Linked DNA regions of Homo sapiens: region 2 is linked to region 1. Evidence: chromatin loops called from intact Hi-C (ENCODE). Cell type or tissue: ascending aorta. All regions are shown on one strand. Each heading gives the region's core, and the rest is flanking DNA. Links, peaks and the distances in the headings are about the cores only.

Evidence for each region. Hi-C counts contacts between places; a loop is a spot of excess contacts. Peaks named below come from ENCODE experiments on the same cell type or tissue, not always from the same donor. Only the 100,000 strongest peaks of a DNase experiment are listed, where the experiment ranks them.
Region 2: a loop joins it to region 1, with 2.9 times the contacts of the local background. A loop is called at or near these places in 1 of 110 quality-filtered maps.

What each region holds. Positions count from the first base shown.
Region 1 is chr10:51,702,957-51,711,451 of GRCh38, reverse strand. The region is part of intron 3 of PRKG1 (protein kinase cGMP-dependent 1); the gene reads right to left. Among named protein-coding and RNA genes, the nearest start is that of CSTF2T, 7.6 kb to the right of the region's middle. RefSeq lists an enhancer at 1,676-2,176. In ascending aorta, for the core only: no CTCF peak of the experiment used is centred there; a DNase peak (open chromatin) is centred at 5,041; H3K27ac peaks cover 4,870 bases.
Region 2 is chr10:52,000,176-52,008,670 of GRCh38, reverse strand. All of the region lies in intron 5 of PRKG1 (protein kinase cGMP-dependent 1), which reads right to left. Among named protein-coding and RNA genes, the nearest start is that of CSTF2T, 300 kb to the right of the region's middle. In ascending aorta, for the core only: a CTCF peak has its summit at 4,144; no DNase peak of the experiment used is centred there.

The DNA.
Region 1 (8,495 bases), core at 2,195-7,194:
AGGAGAAAGAGAAAAAATTAGGAGACTGTATATGAAAAAGAAAGGTCAGGCCAGGCGCAGTGGCTCACGCCTGTAATCCTAGCACTTTGGGAGCCCGAGGCGGGTCGATCACGAGGTCATGAGATCGAGACCATCCTGGCTAACACGATGAACCCTGTCTCTATTAAAAATACAAAAAATTAGCCAGGCGTGGTGGCGGGCGCCTGTAGTCCTAGCTATTCAGGAGGCTGAGACAGGAGAATGGCATGAACCCGGGAGGCAGAGCTTGCAGTGAGCCAAGATTGCACCACTGCACTCCAGCCTGGGTGACAGAGCGAGACTCCATCTCAAAAAAAATTAAAAAGGTCAGCTTAGGAAGCAAAGTTCTCAAATAACATAATTAACACAGCTAGTCACTGACCAGCCCAAAAGGGGAATTGTAAGTCTTTCACGTCTTTAAAAAAGAAAACCCCACTGGCTGGGCGCAGTGGCTCATACCTGTAATCACAGCACCTTCGGGAGGCCGAGATGGGAGGCTTGCTTGAGGCCACGAGTTCGAGACCCTGGCTAACATAGGGAGACCCCCATCTCTATTAACAAAAAGGAAAATTAAATAAAAATATTTCCCGCCCCCCCCAAAACAGGACGATATATCATGGCATCAACAGGCACATTGACTCTACTGTCCCCGGTTAGCAAGTTATCATGCTTCACTTTTGAGAAGAAACTGATAGCATCATTTGCTTAAAGCACAATGATATTTAAATTTAATCGTAGTCATTTAAGTAATAAACTTGGTTCTATGTTTACTTATGTGGTACTTAAATTTGTTCTCAAGAAATTACGCTTTAAGGTTAACGTTTAAGAACTCTGGTCGTGAAAGGACCATTAGCTGCTCAATGAATCAATGGCCTGGCAACAATGTACTATCCATAGAGCAGGCTTGCCTGAAGCTTCTGCTTCTAGATGAAGGGGTGTGTGAGGAGCTGTTAGTGTTATGCTGACTTTGAGTGGAATGCCACTATAAATCATAATCCCTATCTTCAGTATGTACAGGTAGATAGAATTCGGGGACAGTGCTTTTCTCAGTAATAAAGAAAAAAAAAATCTTTCATCTTGAACCTCAGAAAGAGGGTCAATGGATGAACAGCAGTTACATTTTCATTTTCTATATACCTCTCAGGAAATCAAACAAATCAAAAAATGCATTTGGAAGCTGTCTGCTCAAATCGTCTATTCTCTATCTTGTCTGACAGAAGGGAAACTCCTTGCAGGCACAGCTGTTCTGCCAGAGACTCAAATCTGAGCACCATAAATCCTCAGTGTAAGTTCAAGAGAAAGGCTAATGATAAAGTTTCCTGTGAAAGTACTACTGAAAAGAGAAGTCACATTTTCGTTCACATTTAAACTCCCATATTGTTCAACTGTGTGCCTACCTTCCACAGAGTATATACTCAGTATTTATAAAATACATGCTGATATATATAAAATTCAACATTTAGTTGAATAATGAGTATCCTAGCTTTAGTATCCTAAAGCATTGTCAAACCCTTGCTGCTACGAAATGTGTCAGGTAAGTTTCCTTCCTGGTGGGGATGCAAACACTTTCCTTCCCTCCCTCATCTCTGCCTCCCCATTTGCAGACACCTGCTGTCAGGAGGATTTCCCAGAACCTCTCCTCCCTGTGGAAGTCCTGCTGATAAGAATGAAGACCTGCAACTATTACCCAGTCCTGGGACCTTGGCAGCAAACTCCAGACCACTTGGCAGCAAACTCCAGACCACTACATGGGCAGAAAAATGTTGGCACTTTCTTTATTCTCCCTGCAGGCATCAGCTTCTCTTTCCTAGACCCCTCAAGGGCTATGGACCAACACAGGCAATTCCATTTTCAAGGCTAACAAAAGGCTGAGCTCTAGAGGAATAGGTCATTTGCACTTCCCTGTTTTCCTGCAGGCACTTGTTTTGTTCCCCAGAGCCAGGATGGAATTGACAAACACCTGGAGGCCAGAGAGAAAAGTTTCTCATTGTACTGCTCTGCAAGAACGTATACACAGCTATTTCAGCATAAATGTCAGATGATAGTGATAAAGATGATAATAACTGAAAGAATTGTTGCTATGATTTTGTCATTAAACTGTCAAGAAAAATGGTCAATATTTTTATATGAAGGATGGAAGAGTTTGATATTTTAAAAGTACAGTGTATTCACCTTCAAGAAGATCACGCATTATATATGGTGGGAACTTTCTAAAAACTGTGAATTGGTGGCTAAACATTCCTCTACTGTTTTATATTAGACCATTTTTCTAACTGGAAGTCCACATTTAAACATTTCTAAGAAAATGATCTATTTTTGGAAATAATGTTTTATGTTTTGTAGAGATTGAGAGAATGATTTAGAGGAAGGTTGTGGACAAACTTTCTCTGGCAGAATGTGCATTGGAAATGGCTGTCTAGCTCAAAACAGCCCTTTTAACTGCTCCCTTCCTTCATAAGAGTAGGTCACCAAAGTATTTTTGGAATTCATGGTCAACCAGGATAGACATTCAGCAGTAACCAGTATGGCTACACCAGTGGTACAGGATGATAGATGCTCCCTCAAGCCCCTCAAGTCAGTCTCCTGACCTCTCCATGACCTGGAAGGTAAAGGAGGTTAACAACTGGCACCGCAAAGGTCTGTAGGCTTCCTCCTGCTCCAGCTGACTACCCGGCCCCAGCAGACATAGACTAGTAAATGGTCTCACTATCACTCTGGCTCCAACCTCTTAACAATGCTGAATTGAATCACAGATACACACCAGAATAAAGCTGGACCTTCAGATTCCCAGTTCCAGAAAACTGGAATGACAATGGACTAGAGAGAGAAATAGGAGATCTGATCCTTCAACAGAGGAAAACCACCACAAATGTACAAAGAGATGCAGCGAAGAGGGAGTGAGGAAGGGAGTGGGAGACAAAGATTTTGAGAGAGAGAGAAAGAGATGGGAATAGAGTATTCTGAATGCCAACAATTACCCATTTTTTCTTTTCCTAGAGGTTACTGCATTACTGCTTGTTACGGAGTCAATTATGTCCCTCAAAATTCATATGTTGAAGCCCTAGCCCACAATGTGACTGTATTTAGAGACAGAGCCTCTAAAGAGATAATTATAATTAAATGAGGTCATACGTGTGGACCCCTCATCTAATACAATGGGTGTTCCTACAGGAAAAGGAAGAGACACCAGAGTGCATGCACACAGCAGGTGACGCGAGGACACTGAGGAGGCAGCCATTTGCAAGCCAAGGAGAGAGGATCAGGAAAAACCTAACCTACTTGCACCTTGATTTTGAACTTCCAGCATGTAGGACTGTAAGAAAATAAATTTCTGTTTAAGTCTGTGGTATTCTAATACAGCAGCCTAGCAGATTAATTTCTGTGGGTTCTGAGAGATAACAAAATGTCATGAAAATAACCACCACTTCCTTTGCTTACCTTGGTTGGAATTGGTTTCTGTACGTGTACCATAAAATGCTAGCTACTACATTCCTATAAACATTAGATTTTAGGTTTTCTAATTTCTAACTCAAGAATCCAGAGTTAGAAGGTAAATTTAAACTGGAATTCTTGACATAATGTTTTTCAAGGATCATTCAACTGTGATAATGAATCTAAAATATATTCTGTTAAACTGACATTTGTTGTTTTCAACAGTCTGAGCCTGGAATCAAATGTTTTCAGAAAGGCCTCTTTCCTGTAACTTGGTACAAATATAGGCACATTCTCAGACCAACCTAGCCTCAGAAGAGATATACTAGCCAAATTTCTGAAGTGAGTGGCAGTTTACACATTTCTCTGAAGTGAGGTGTTGTATTGTTCCGGTCACAGGAAAAAAAAAAAAGATTCATGCGTTGTTCCACTTAAATAGGGTATCTTTATTCAGACCTAGTTACAGGGCTTGTACTTTTCCACAGTTTATGAGGATACTTCTGCGTTCCTTCGGGTGACAGCCTGAAGCACGAATAAGGGAGCTCTGCTTCTTGTCTAATTAGCTATGCCTTTCTATGTTTGAATAAATGGCCTACGTCTGCCAGTGCACACTTAAAAGTAGTAGTCCTAATATCACCCTGAACAGGACTATGCGCTCGAGTAGGTACCTTGTGTGGCAGAACGATGTGGTGTTAAATAAGCCTATATCCTCCACAGTCAAAGTTCAGGCAGGCCCTTTTAATAAAAATGGACAAGTGGAATTCTAGCCGACTACATATTTGAAGAGTGCATTTCATGGTTTAGTACAAGAACCTAATGTGCACCAAGATGATCGGTAAAATTCTCATTGAAGTATTCTATGGGATCAAGCCTAAAAAGTATCCATTTCAACTACAAATCTACCAAAGGCTAAAATGGCAGTGTTAAGGTTGTACAACTTGAAAATAATATAATCTGACAAGACCATTAGTACAAGTACAAGCCTTTCAATAATAAAAATAAAGATATAGGCCCCCAAATAAATAGCATCAGACTAAAACTTGTGTCTCTTTCCACATAAGATGCTACTTCATCTACTATTACTAGATAACCAATGTAGATTAATAATGACCATACAATGTAAGGAATAATAAAAATATAAGTATATCATGTATTCCACACAATAATCCAATACAGGTGACATTACTCTCATTTAAAAGATGTGGAAATGGAACCACAGAGAGGCGAAGTAATTTGTACAATGCCACAAAATTACGTGTTGAACTAGGTAGCCAATCTAAGTCATTCTGACATTAAAATCTCTGTGCTCTTAATTCCTTCACTCTACTGCCTTTTCTAAGTGCTGAGAGTATAGTTTGGATGAGAAAAATCTGAATATCTAAATCCTTTTACAAGCTAGATCAGTAACTGGACATTTGAGCCTGGTCTAATTTCTTTCCTTTCCTGGGCGTCATTTTCTTTTCTTTATCTATTAAAAAAAAAAAAATTGGGCTGGACTTCGCAATCCCTTCCAGGGAGAACATTTGGTTCTGTTCAACCTCAAGTCCAGAAATGGCAGACTCCCAGCAGCCCCAAATTCATGTAATCTGCACTTGCCAATAACAGTGATTCATCCTGTGTATAAGTAAATGAAATTCAGGGCCAGGCATTGTGGCTCACTCCCAGCACTTTGGAAGGCCAGCGCAGGTGGAGCATTTGAGGTTAGGAGTTTGAGTACATGAAATTTGCTTTTTATTCCTCTGTACATTGTTTCATATTAAATACACTAAGCATTTTGGGAAAAAAAGTTATATACCAAATTAATTTGAGCTCTTTCATTTTATGGAAAAATGCATGCTTTAACTAACTGGATGCTTTATAAAAGTCTTTAGGTGAAGTTTAACTATAGTCCTGCAAATTGAAAAAGGAAACATTTTCTCTATTGCTTCAGTCTTTATACCTCACAGTCCATCTGTTACCACAGCACTGATTGTGATGTCACAACTGCAATTAGTTACACTCAGAGACAAACAGGAAAAATGCCAAGGGAGATGGTGCCCAGGCGTCAATAACTTGTGATTACTGTACTACTTATGAAATAGAAAGTTCAAATTCAGGAGACCTGCTTTCAGGTTGTCGTTATGCCACTTAGTAGCTATGTATCCTTAGGCAACTCATTTAATAGAACAATGATTTATGAGCTTGATTTCTTAAGCCAAATGGTTTGTGTTCAAATCCTCGTTCTGCTAGTTGACATAGGCACACTAGTTAACTTCTCTGTGCCTCTGTTCTTTACCTATAAATTGAGGAACTATGACTGCCTATCTTCAAAAGGTTGCAGAAAGAATAAAATATTATATTATATAAAGCATTTATCAAAGAGCCTTCTCCCTACTAAGTGCTCAGAGTTTGCCTTTATAAAGCATCTGTATTTTGAGTGAGTCCATTGTTAGGTAAAGTTCTACATAATAACTCTCTGAGTTTCTTCATTGTTAAAAATCAGGAAACAATTGCATGTACTTCATAAGACTGTTATCAAGACTAAATGTGGGAACCCAGAGAAAAGTATTTTGTAAGCAAAAGGCACTAAATTATCATTTGGTTAACATCTATATTTTGTTATTGTAAGATGATCTTGTATTAATTTAAAAATATTTACTAAGTGCTTGGAATATAAAAGGCACTGGACCAGGCATTGTGGAGAATATCAATCAGATATGGATTTTATGGTAATACAAGAATATTGATACCTCTAATATAGAAGATAATGAGTACCAAACCAGTACTCTAAATGGAAGTCTTTGAGGTGAGCATTGAAGAACAGAAAGATTTAAACATGGGGGAGGGAAGAGAAGAAGAGGAAAAAAGGAAGCATCCCTGACAAATAGTATCACAAAAAGCTAGGAGGTGAAAAAATACAGATCATGTATGATAAAAAGTGAGTGGTACAATTTAGCCAGAGGAGAATATGTGAAGGGATGGAGAGAAGTAATGAGAATGAAGCTACGTAACAGAGTGTGTTATATGTAGGAAGAACAACCACCACAATTTAGATTAAAAGTTATAAGGTATTAAAAAAGAACAGCCTAGGTAGAAAATATATAGAAAAGGATTAGATAAGTTTGGTATTCTTAAGCCTCTGCCATTATTATTCTATGTTCATGTTTCAGGGGGTGGTGAAGGAAGCCTACTGACTCTCACATCAAGTTCACATTCATGAATCTGAACTTCAAAACCTTTTATAATCTGTCCCAGAAGCCCATCTTTTGTCACACTCCTCACCAACTCTCTTGGTTTCCTCTGAGGCCGTAAAAAACACCAGGTCCCAATTTCTTGCGTTGGCTATTACTAGCTTCTGGTTTATTTTCTTCATCTTCTACCTATCTATGCCAGATTATAACCCTTCCCTAAATCTCATTTCCATCAGAAAGCTTTCCTTGATAATCTAAAACATATCACTCTCTTCCATCTCTACATACTTTATTGCATATCCATTTCATCAAATGGCAACATGGAAGAACTATCACTGACCTAGGAATAAAATGACAAGGGTCCTGGCAGCATGTCTTGTCTTTGATTTGAGGCACGTTATTCAATGCCACAGGCTCCGTCCTTGGTAAAATGAAATATTTGTGAATTAGCAAACTTTAAAGTCATTTCCTGTCATTCATTCAACAAATATATAATGAACATCCACCTGTGCTGAGCTCTATCCCAGGTGCTGAGGATACAGAGGTGAAAACAAAATATCTATCTATCTATCTATCTATCTGTCTGTCTGTCTGTCTATCTATCATCTATCAGCTACTATACTATAATTGCATTCTTTTTATTTAATTTAATTTTATTTATTTATTTATTTAATTTTTTTTTTTTTTTTTGAGACAGTTTCACTCTGTTGCCCAGGCTGGAGTGCAGTGGTGCGATCTCAGCTCACTGCAACATCCACATCCCGGGTTCAAGCAATCCTCAAACCTTGGCCTCCAAATAGCTGAGATTAGAAGCATGCACCACCACACCTGGTTAATTTTTGTATTTTTAGTAGACACGGGGTTTCACCATTTCACCATGTTGGCCGGGCTGGTCTTGAACTCCTGACCAAATGATCCACCCACCTCCGCCTTCCAAAGTGCCAGGATTACAGGCGTGAGTCACTGTGCCTGGCAACTATGATTGCAATCTTATAATGTAGTGGTTCTCAAAATTGAGCTTGCATTAGAATTACCTGGAAAACTTGTTCAAAGATTTCTCTGTTTCTGATGCAATAGATTTGGAGTAGGGCCCCAAACTTTTAATTTCTAAGATGTTTCCTGGTGATGCTGATGCCACTGAACCAAGGACCACATTTACAGACCTTCTTTTCTGGCAGACTATTGTTTTCACTGCTGTATTGTCAGTGCTTGAAATAAATATTGATGGAATGAAATAATAAATTTGAGGCACTTAGTTAACTGATAAAGGGGGATATATAATGATTTTACAGTTTAGAAGGAAAATCACAATTTTGCTGAAAGGTAAAGGAGTTACTATAATCAGAAAGGTACAAGGTATATCAAGGTTTATATCCAAAGAAAAACAAAATTACTTCTAACCTAGGGGAAAGGGTAGAAAGGTCATAGAAAGCTTTGTGGAGTAGTTTATTTGAGCTATTCCTTGAAGGACCCGTACACTTATTTCAAAAATGACTGTCATTACTCAAAATATTTGTAGTTCTTGTCTTTGGAATTTGTCTACTGAATCAATAGTGAATCTTTTCTTTTTTCCTTACACTCTATAGTGAATCTTTTTTTAAAAAATTCCTTCAAAGTGTATAGAATTTTTGTATTCTGATGTAAGGTTTGATATTTGGAATTAGCTAAGCATGATATTTTTGCCAAATCTGGTCAGGAAGTTGGGTGATTTTGTTGCATAATCCTGTTCTTTGTTAAAAATAAAGTATACTTTTCAGTTAATGTACCGATTTTCTAGTATGACTTATAAATGAAGGCCCAAAGCAATTTCAGGGTAGAAGTTCAAAAATCAGTCTGAGGCCAGGTGCAATGGCTCATGCCTGTAATGCCAACTCT
Region 2 (8,495 bases), core at 1,075-6,074, 300 kb before region 1:
CTGTGAATCCAACTGGACTTTTCTTGGTTGGTAGGGTTTTTATTATTGATTCAACTTTGGAACTTGTTATTAGTCTGTTCAGGGATTTAATTTCTTCTGGTTGAGTTTTGGGAGATTGTATGTGTCCAGGAATTTATGCATCTCTTCTAGATTTTCTAGCTTGTGTGAACACAGGTGTTCATAGTAGTCTCTGATGGTTCTTCTGTATTTCTGTGAGGTCAGTGGTAATGTCCCCTTTGCCATTTCTAATGGTGCTTATTTGAATCTTCTCTCTTCTTCTCTTTATTAGTCTAACTAGTCGTCTATCTTATTAATTTTTTCAAAAAACCAACACCTACATCTGTTGATGTATTATGTGGTTTTACACGTTTCAATTTCCTTCAGTTCAGCTCTGATTTTGATTATTTCTTGTCTTCTGCTAGCTTTGAGGTTGGTTTGCTCTTGCTTCTCCAGTTCTTCTGCTAGTAATGTTAGGTTGTTAATTTGAGATCTTTCTAACTTTTTGATATGGGTGTTTAGTACTAGAAACTTCTCTCTTAATACTGATTTAGCTGTGTCCCAGAGATTCTGGTATGTTGTATCTTTGTTCTTATTAGTTTCAAAGATTTTCTTGATTTCTGCCTTAATTACATTATTTTCCAAAAGTCATACAGGAGCAGATTGTTTAATTTCCATGTAATTGTGTTATTTTGAGGGATTTTCTTGGTATTGATTTCAATTTTTACTGCACTGTAGCCCAAGACTGTGTTTGGTGTGATTTTTGTTTTTCCACATTTGCTGAGTACTATTTTATGTCTGATTTTAGAGTGTGTACCATTTTAGAATATGTACCATGTGATGAAAAGAATGTATATTCTGTTGCTTTTAGGTGGAGAGTTCTGTAGATGTCTATTAGGTCCATTTGGGCAAGTATTGAGTTCAAGTCCTGAATATTTTTGTTAATTTTCTGCCTCCATGATATGTTTAATACTGTCAGTGGAGTGTTGAAGACTTCCACTATTGTTGTGCAGGAATTCACATCTCTTCATAAGTCTCTAAGAATGTGCTTTGTGAATCTGGGTGTTCCTATATTGGGTGCACATATATTTAGATAGTTAGGTCTTCTTGTTGAATTCAGCCCTTTACCATTATATAATGCTGTTCACTGTCTTTTTGGTCTTTGTTGGTTTAAAGTCTATTTTGTGTGAAATTACAGTTACAATCTCTGCTTTATTCTGTGTTTTCTTTGCTTTGTATATTTTTCTTCATCCTGTTATTTGGAGCCTAAGAATGTTATTGTATATGAGGTGGGTCTCTTGAAGACAGCATAACATTTGGTCTCATTTCTTTATCCACCTTGCCACTCTGTGCCTTTTAAATGGGGGCATTTAGCCTGTTTACACTGAAGGTTAGTTTTGATACATGTGGATTTGATCCTGTCATTGTGATGGTAGTTGTTGATGTTAAATACAGACTCTTTTTTGTGGTTGCTTTATAGTTTACTTGTCTGTGTACTTAAGTGTGTTTTTGTACTTGCTGGTAACGGTCTTTCCTTTCCATAGAGCTTCCTTCAGCAGCTCCTGTAAGGCAGGTCTAGTCGTAACAAATTATTTCACCATTTGCTTCTCTGAAAAAGGATCTTATTTCTCCTTCACTTATGAAGTTTAGTTTGGTTGGACATGGAATTCCCGGTTGGAATTTTTTTTTCTTTAAGAAAGCTGAATACATGTCCCCAATGTCTTCTGGCTTGTGGGTTTCTGCTTAAAAGTGCACTGTTAGCCAGATGGGGTTCCCTTTGTAGGTGATCCACCCCTTCTCTCCAGCTGCCTTTAACATTTTTTCTTGCATTTTGACCTTAGAGAATGTAATCATTATGTCACTTAGGAATGATCTCCTTATGTAATATCTCACAGGGTTTCTTTGCATTTCCTAGATTTGAATGTTGGCCTCTCTAGCAAGGTTGGGAAAGTTTTCATGGATGATACCTGAAATATGTTTTCTAAGTTGCTTGTTTTTTCCCTCTTTCAGGGACATCAGTGAATCATAGATTTGGTCTTTATATGTAATCCCATATTTCTTGGAGGATTTGTTCATTATTTTTCATTCTTTTTTCTTCATTTTGGTCTGACTGAGTAATTTCAGAGGGCCAGTCTTTGAGCTCTGAAATTTTTTCCTCAGCCTGGTCTATTCTGCTGTTAATAACATTTGCATTATGCAATTCTTGTGTATTTTTCAGCTCTATCAGATTAGTTTGGTTCTTTCTTATAATGGCTATTTTGTATATCAGCTCCTGTATCATTTTATTATGATTCTTAGATTCTGTGGATTGAGTTTCTACATTCTCCTGAATCTTGATGATCTTCATTCCCATCCATATTCTGTATTCTATTTCTGTCACTTCGGCCATTTCAGCCTTGTTGAGAACCCTTGCTAGGGAACAAGTGTGGTCATTTGGAAGAAAGAAAGTGCTCTGGCTTTTTGAGTTGCCAGAGTTGAACGAGTTCTTACACTGGTTCTTTCTCATTTATGTGGGCTGATGATGTTCCTTCAATCTTTGAAGTTGCTGTCTTTTTGATAGACTTGTTTTTTTTGTTTGTTTGTTTGTTTTGTTTTCTTTTATCTTATTTGATGCCCTTGGGGGTTTGATTATGGTATAAGGTGGGTTCAGTTGACTGGCTTTGATGCTAGTTTGCTACTGTGTCTTAATGACACCTCTGATTATTCTCCCCATGCTTCAGTTCTTCTTCTCGGTGTTGTGGTCCAAGGGCCTCCTCAGGCAGATAAGCCATATCCTTGCCAGGTTGGCCCTGATCTGCATCTGTGTGCTTCCTGTGAAAACATGAGGTTGCAACTGACCACAGAGTTTAGGTGGAAGCAGGACTGTCAGGTTGGAACCTCCAGCATGTATGGCTCATTTGGCTATGGGAGGTAAGATTGGTGGACCTGCCCACCCTGACATCTGGATGTTTCTAGAGCAACAGAAGACTGCATCCCTCAGCAAATTCAGGCAGAAGTAGAACCACTGGGCTAGAAACTCTAACAGTCATTGCTCACCTGGCTACCAATGGCAGGGGTGGGTGGAAATGCCCATGTTACTGTCCATGTGCTTACTGGGACAACAGCGAGCTGTGCCCACCAGTTGAGTTCAAACAGAAGCAGGCCACAGGGCCAGAAGCTCTAGCATGCAATGCCTGCCTAACTACCAGTGGCAGGGTTGGGTGGGGTCACACACTTTGCTGTCCAGGTATTTCTCAGGACAATAGGAAGCTCCACAGCCTTTTAAAAACATGGGCACTGGCTGGTCACTGGGTGGTTCATGACTGTAATCCTAGCACTTTGGGAAGCTGAGGTGGGCACATCACTTGAGGCCAGTTCGAGACCAGCCTGGCCAACATAGCAAAAATCCGTCTCTACTGAATGAAAAAAAAAAAAAAAAAAAAGATGGGCATTACCCTTTCATTCATCCATAAGCCACATTGCTATATTGTATAAGTCACAAATGCCACATTGTCATATATGCCATTTCTCCAGGGTGGTATTAATGAAAAGAAAAGGCAAGCTTCAGGGTATAGAAAATAACTTAAGCAAACCCTTATAGAGAGCTTGCCTATCAAAAGTCCTGTAACACATGAAATAAGGAAGAAAATATATTTTGTTGGCTCCTAAAACTATAACTGAAAGGAAGGTGAAGGGGGATTTAGGCAAACTCATATTGATAATGATTAAATTTTTAAAAAATCATATTTCTTTTTCTTTTATTTTTTGGAGACTGGGTATCAGTCTGTCACCTAGGATGGAGTACAGTGGCATGATCACAGCTCACTGCAACCTCGACCTCCTGGGCTCAAGCAATCTTCCCACCTCAGTCTCCCAGTGTGCTGGGATTACCGGCATGAGCCACTGCGCCTCTAAAACTGTATTTTAATTTCAAAAATAGAACATGCTGAATGAATAATATGGTAACAATAGCAGCAAATTAAGTAAATTATGAACGTTTCCCCCCTACCACTTCCAGGTCACTCTGCAACACTAATCTCCTCTCCTTGAGCAAGACCTCACAAAACAGTCCCAAATATGACATTCCATGCTATGCATTTTTAAGGAAAATTAAATTAACTCCCTAACATACATAAGAATCATATTCGTTAGATGCTGTTCACACATTATCCAGTAGATGGGGATCTTTTGTCTAGATGGGCTCTGGGAGGATAGATTCAGTCCCAGGAGATGCTGAAGAGAAGTAATGATACTTCAGTTTTTAGCTAAGAATTAGTGTTGTCTTATCATCTTTATCTTGTTTTAATATATTTTAGGAATTTCTACCTGTTTATCAACATGCAGTTGACATTATTATTGTTTTCAACAATGCAAGTAACTCTTGCCTTCCTTCTTTCTTCTAATATTTATTTGTGCCAGAATTTTACTAGCATTTGAAAATATAATTAAAAACAAACACACACAAAAACAAAAATACCTGCCATCCCGGAGTTTACAGCCAAAAAGTGGTTTGTGAGGAGAATATCATTTTGAATAGAAACATCTAGAAGTTTACAAATTCAATGTCTTCTTAAAACACTTAGAGGAAATGACAAAAGTAGAGATAATTAATATGAATAGTTAATTTATTGAATGCTTATTACGTGCAAAAAGCTATACTAAACATTATATATACATTCAACTCTCATAATCTTATAACCTAGACAGTTATTGTTATTCACATTTTACAGATGAGAAAACTGACAGAGAGGTTAAATGACTTTCTAGGGCCACAAAGTAACTAGATTAAGGAGCTGAGCTACCAGTGCAGGAAGTCTGACTTCAGAGCCTACTCATGAGCACTAAGCTACAAAGAAGGATTCAGAGGGACATAGATGGGCTGCAGAAATATGAGAGGAAAACCAGGATTGATTGAGGAATTGTTTCTCTAGGTTATTATTATCTCTCTGTGTCTCCTATATGTATCCATAACAGCTTGTGGATTGCTCAGCTAGAGAAAATGTCAGCTTTCTCTTCTGTAGCTTCCCCAGACGGATATTCCTGACTCTTCGTCTGGTTCGTATCTGGGTTCTGAGAGTCTGACCAGCATCAGATCTTTGGAAGGTGTTCAATAATGTTTGCTGAATAAATGTATATATGAGAAAGACACAACTGTTGGGAGGGGCAAGAAAAGGACAAAAAAGATGAGCACAAGACTCCAAAACTTCTTTACTGTTGCTGTTCTTACAATGTTTCATAGCCAAGTTGTTTCCCTCATGACTTTCTTAATCCTACTTCTATTTTACCTACATGATTGAACACCTGGATTTGCAAAGGAGAATGGAATTTGAGGATAATGAGATTTAGACTAAAAAGAACACAAACTCAAAATAAATGAATCAAGAAATTTCAGAAAGCTGCATCATAGGTCATATAGGGAACTGTAAATGTGTTATAATTGAGGAAACTGTATTTCAACAAGGTTAATTCACTTTCTTAAGGGCACCAGTTAATTAGTGGCACAGCCAAGATCCTATCTCTTAAAAGTAGCACTGTCCTTCACTCAGTACACAGTGTAGTTTGGTCATAAAAAAAGAATGATACCGGGATGGAACCAGGAAAGAAGAGTTTGCAGGCTTAAACACCATGCAAGGAGGCATTTGGTGAAAGAAATGCAGAGACAGAGTTGAGAACGGTAAATGAGACACAGCCAGAATAAGATTCATAAACAAATAACCACTATGCACTAAAACCACAACCTCACATGTCATACTAACTTTCGCTAACTCAAATTCTATTATGTTTACTCTCACACTTTTGCTGGATTGTGTAGAAAAAAAAATATTTTAATTGGTACACTGAAAAATGCCTCCAACTGTAACCATATATGTCAAGAGAGCTGAAAAAGTGCAAGAAAAAACTGCTGCTGATGATCTTTCATAGTGTTTTTAGTATTTACATGAACAGCATAGGGTGTTAACATTTATATCTTGATGTATTATAAACTCATCTTTTACATCTTCCCTAGTTCTTTGTCCAAAGGCACATGCTGTGAAACCCAAAGAAAAGAAAAGCTGCCACTCAATAATTAGTAATATAAAAACTCAGGGATAGATTCTCTCCTTAACTGGAGCAATCTTGAGGGTGAGTCACCTACACAATGGCACATTATTTTGTTTTATTCTACGTCAACAGCACAGTGCCATTGAGTGGATCCGTGTTAACATTTCTCAGAAAGAAAGGAGGGAAGGCAAGAAAAAAGGAAGAAATGAAGAAAAGGAGGCACCAGTGTGTTATAAGACAAACCATCACAAAATAGTAAGAAGAAAGCATTAACCAAACTCTGAGTGGAAACAAAAAGTATTCCCTCAAATTGTGTAGATACTGTATAAAGCTTAAGAAGTGATGACAAAAGCAGACAGGCTTAATTTGTCAAAACCAGAAATGTGCCTAATAATAAACAGAATTTGCAAAGAACTTGTTATGTAATCCATCACTGAAAAAGAAGGCAGTATTAAAAATATAAATCTGAGCTTGTCTTTTGCCAAGTAATTGGATAATAGGATTATAATCCTTCAAATTAAAACTGGTCTTGAAATAATTGATCACAAATGTAGAAAGAATAATATTTCTTGGGAATACTTGTGAAGAGATGGGAAATGGGTTTATAGATCTCACTGATAGTTATTAGCTTAATTTTTCCTTTCCTTTTCATGGATCATATACAATTCTTATTTCATGGTTGCTGTTCTTTTTTCCATACCAAAGGAAGAGAATCAGCCCCAACTTCACATGTGTTTTGTGTAACCATTTACTCTAGATTTAAACAGTTTAAAAGATGTATGAGGTGAAGTAATATTAAGACTGTCCATTTTATAGTTCTAAATTCCATACGTTAAGAATCAAGAATCTTAATAATAAACAGGAGTTCATACCAAGTAAATATGGGTGGTTGAGATGACAATTCTGTACATTTAAACAATGGTGGTAGAGGTTATTTTTATTTCCTTTTACTTCTATTTTTGTTTCAATACATTTTTAAGTATTTACTTTTGCTACTCAGGACACTTTAAAAGTCTGCTATTAAGATAGAGAGTCTTATATTTAAATACCACTTAACAGATTTTTAGGGAAAAAAAATGACTGAAGGAAAAAAAATCCCTCATCTATAAATTCCTAAAAAAGAGGCAAAAATTTTCAACAAGTTTTACTGAGGTATGACTGACAAAAAAAGTTGTATATGTTTAGGATATACAATGTGATGTTTGGATGTAGGTATATACATTGTAAAATGATTACCACAAGCTAATTAACATATGCATCACCTCACATAGTTATGTTTTTTTTTTTTATGGTGAGAACACTTGAAATATCTCTTAGCAAATTGCAGTGTACAGTACATTATTAACTATAGTCACCATGTTGTACATTAGGTCTCTGTATTTATTCTTCTTATAACTGAAGTGTCCATCAACAGATGAATGGGTAAAGAAAAGTTATACACAATGAAATATTATCCAGTCTTGAAAAAGAAGGAAATCCTGTCATTTGTAAAAACATGGTTGAACCTGCAGGACATTATGCTAAGTGAGATAAGCCAGACACAGAAAGACAAATACTGCATGACCTCACTTAAATGTGGAATCGAAAAAAAAACTTTGAACCCACCGTAATAGAGAGTAGAATGGTAGTTACTAGGTGTTTGGCAGGGAGAGGAGATATAGTTCACAGGGTACAAAACTTCAGGGTACAACTCAAAAAATTGAAGTCATTTTTTTGAGTTGCTCAAATTTCAGATTCTTGTGATGGCTTTTAAGCTGTTACATTATTAAAACTTTTTGACTTTTTGGTTGTAAAGGGATTTTATTACATTGAAGTGATTAGTAGCTGGAAGACAAATTTCATTTGATACTCTGGCAATTAAGATCTTCTTTAAACCATTTTTGCTTACTAATTCAATGTGTGAGAGTGTGTTTTTATGTTCACGAATATTTTAACAACAACAAAAAAGAAAAAAACCCTATGGTGTTGTTGAATAAGTAGAAGAGATAGAAGAAGAGAAGCAGTTAGAAGATGTCAAGTTATAAGAAGTCCAGTCCTTCTAAGATCTCTGAAAGGGTGCTTTCATTCACAACCAATTCTGTATTACCCAAAAGAACTCTAACTCAAACTACGCACCACAATATTTCAACAAAATACAGGCCATGTTCGTGTAAATGCCAATCTTGATTTCTCACCTTCTATATTTAGATTCCCATTGAGTAGCTCAAGAAAAATGCATGTGTAGAGATGAAAATACACAATAAATAAGATTATCACCTTGAAGTATTAAAATACTTCTTTTAATTTACAGAAACATTTCAATCATCTGTTGAAATTATATATATATATTGCTGTCTCACTCATTTTTGATATCTCCAATGTTTATGTATAGTCTACGAAAAACAATAATGCAGTTTCCTTTTTCATAGCACTTATCCTCTCCTGCCTTCTAATGTCCTATCATAAAACAATGCAGCTAAACAGAAGTCAAATATGTA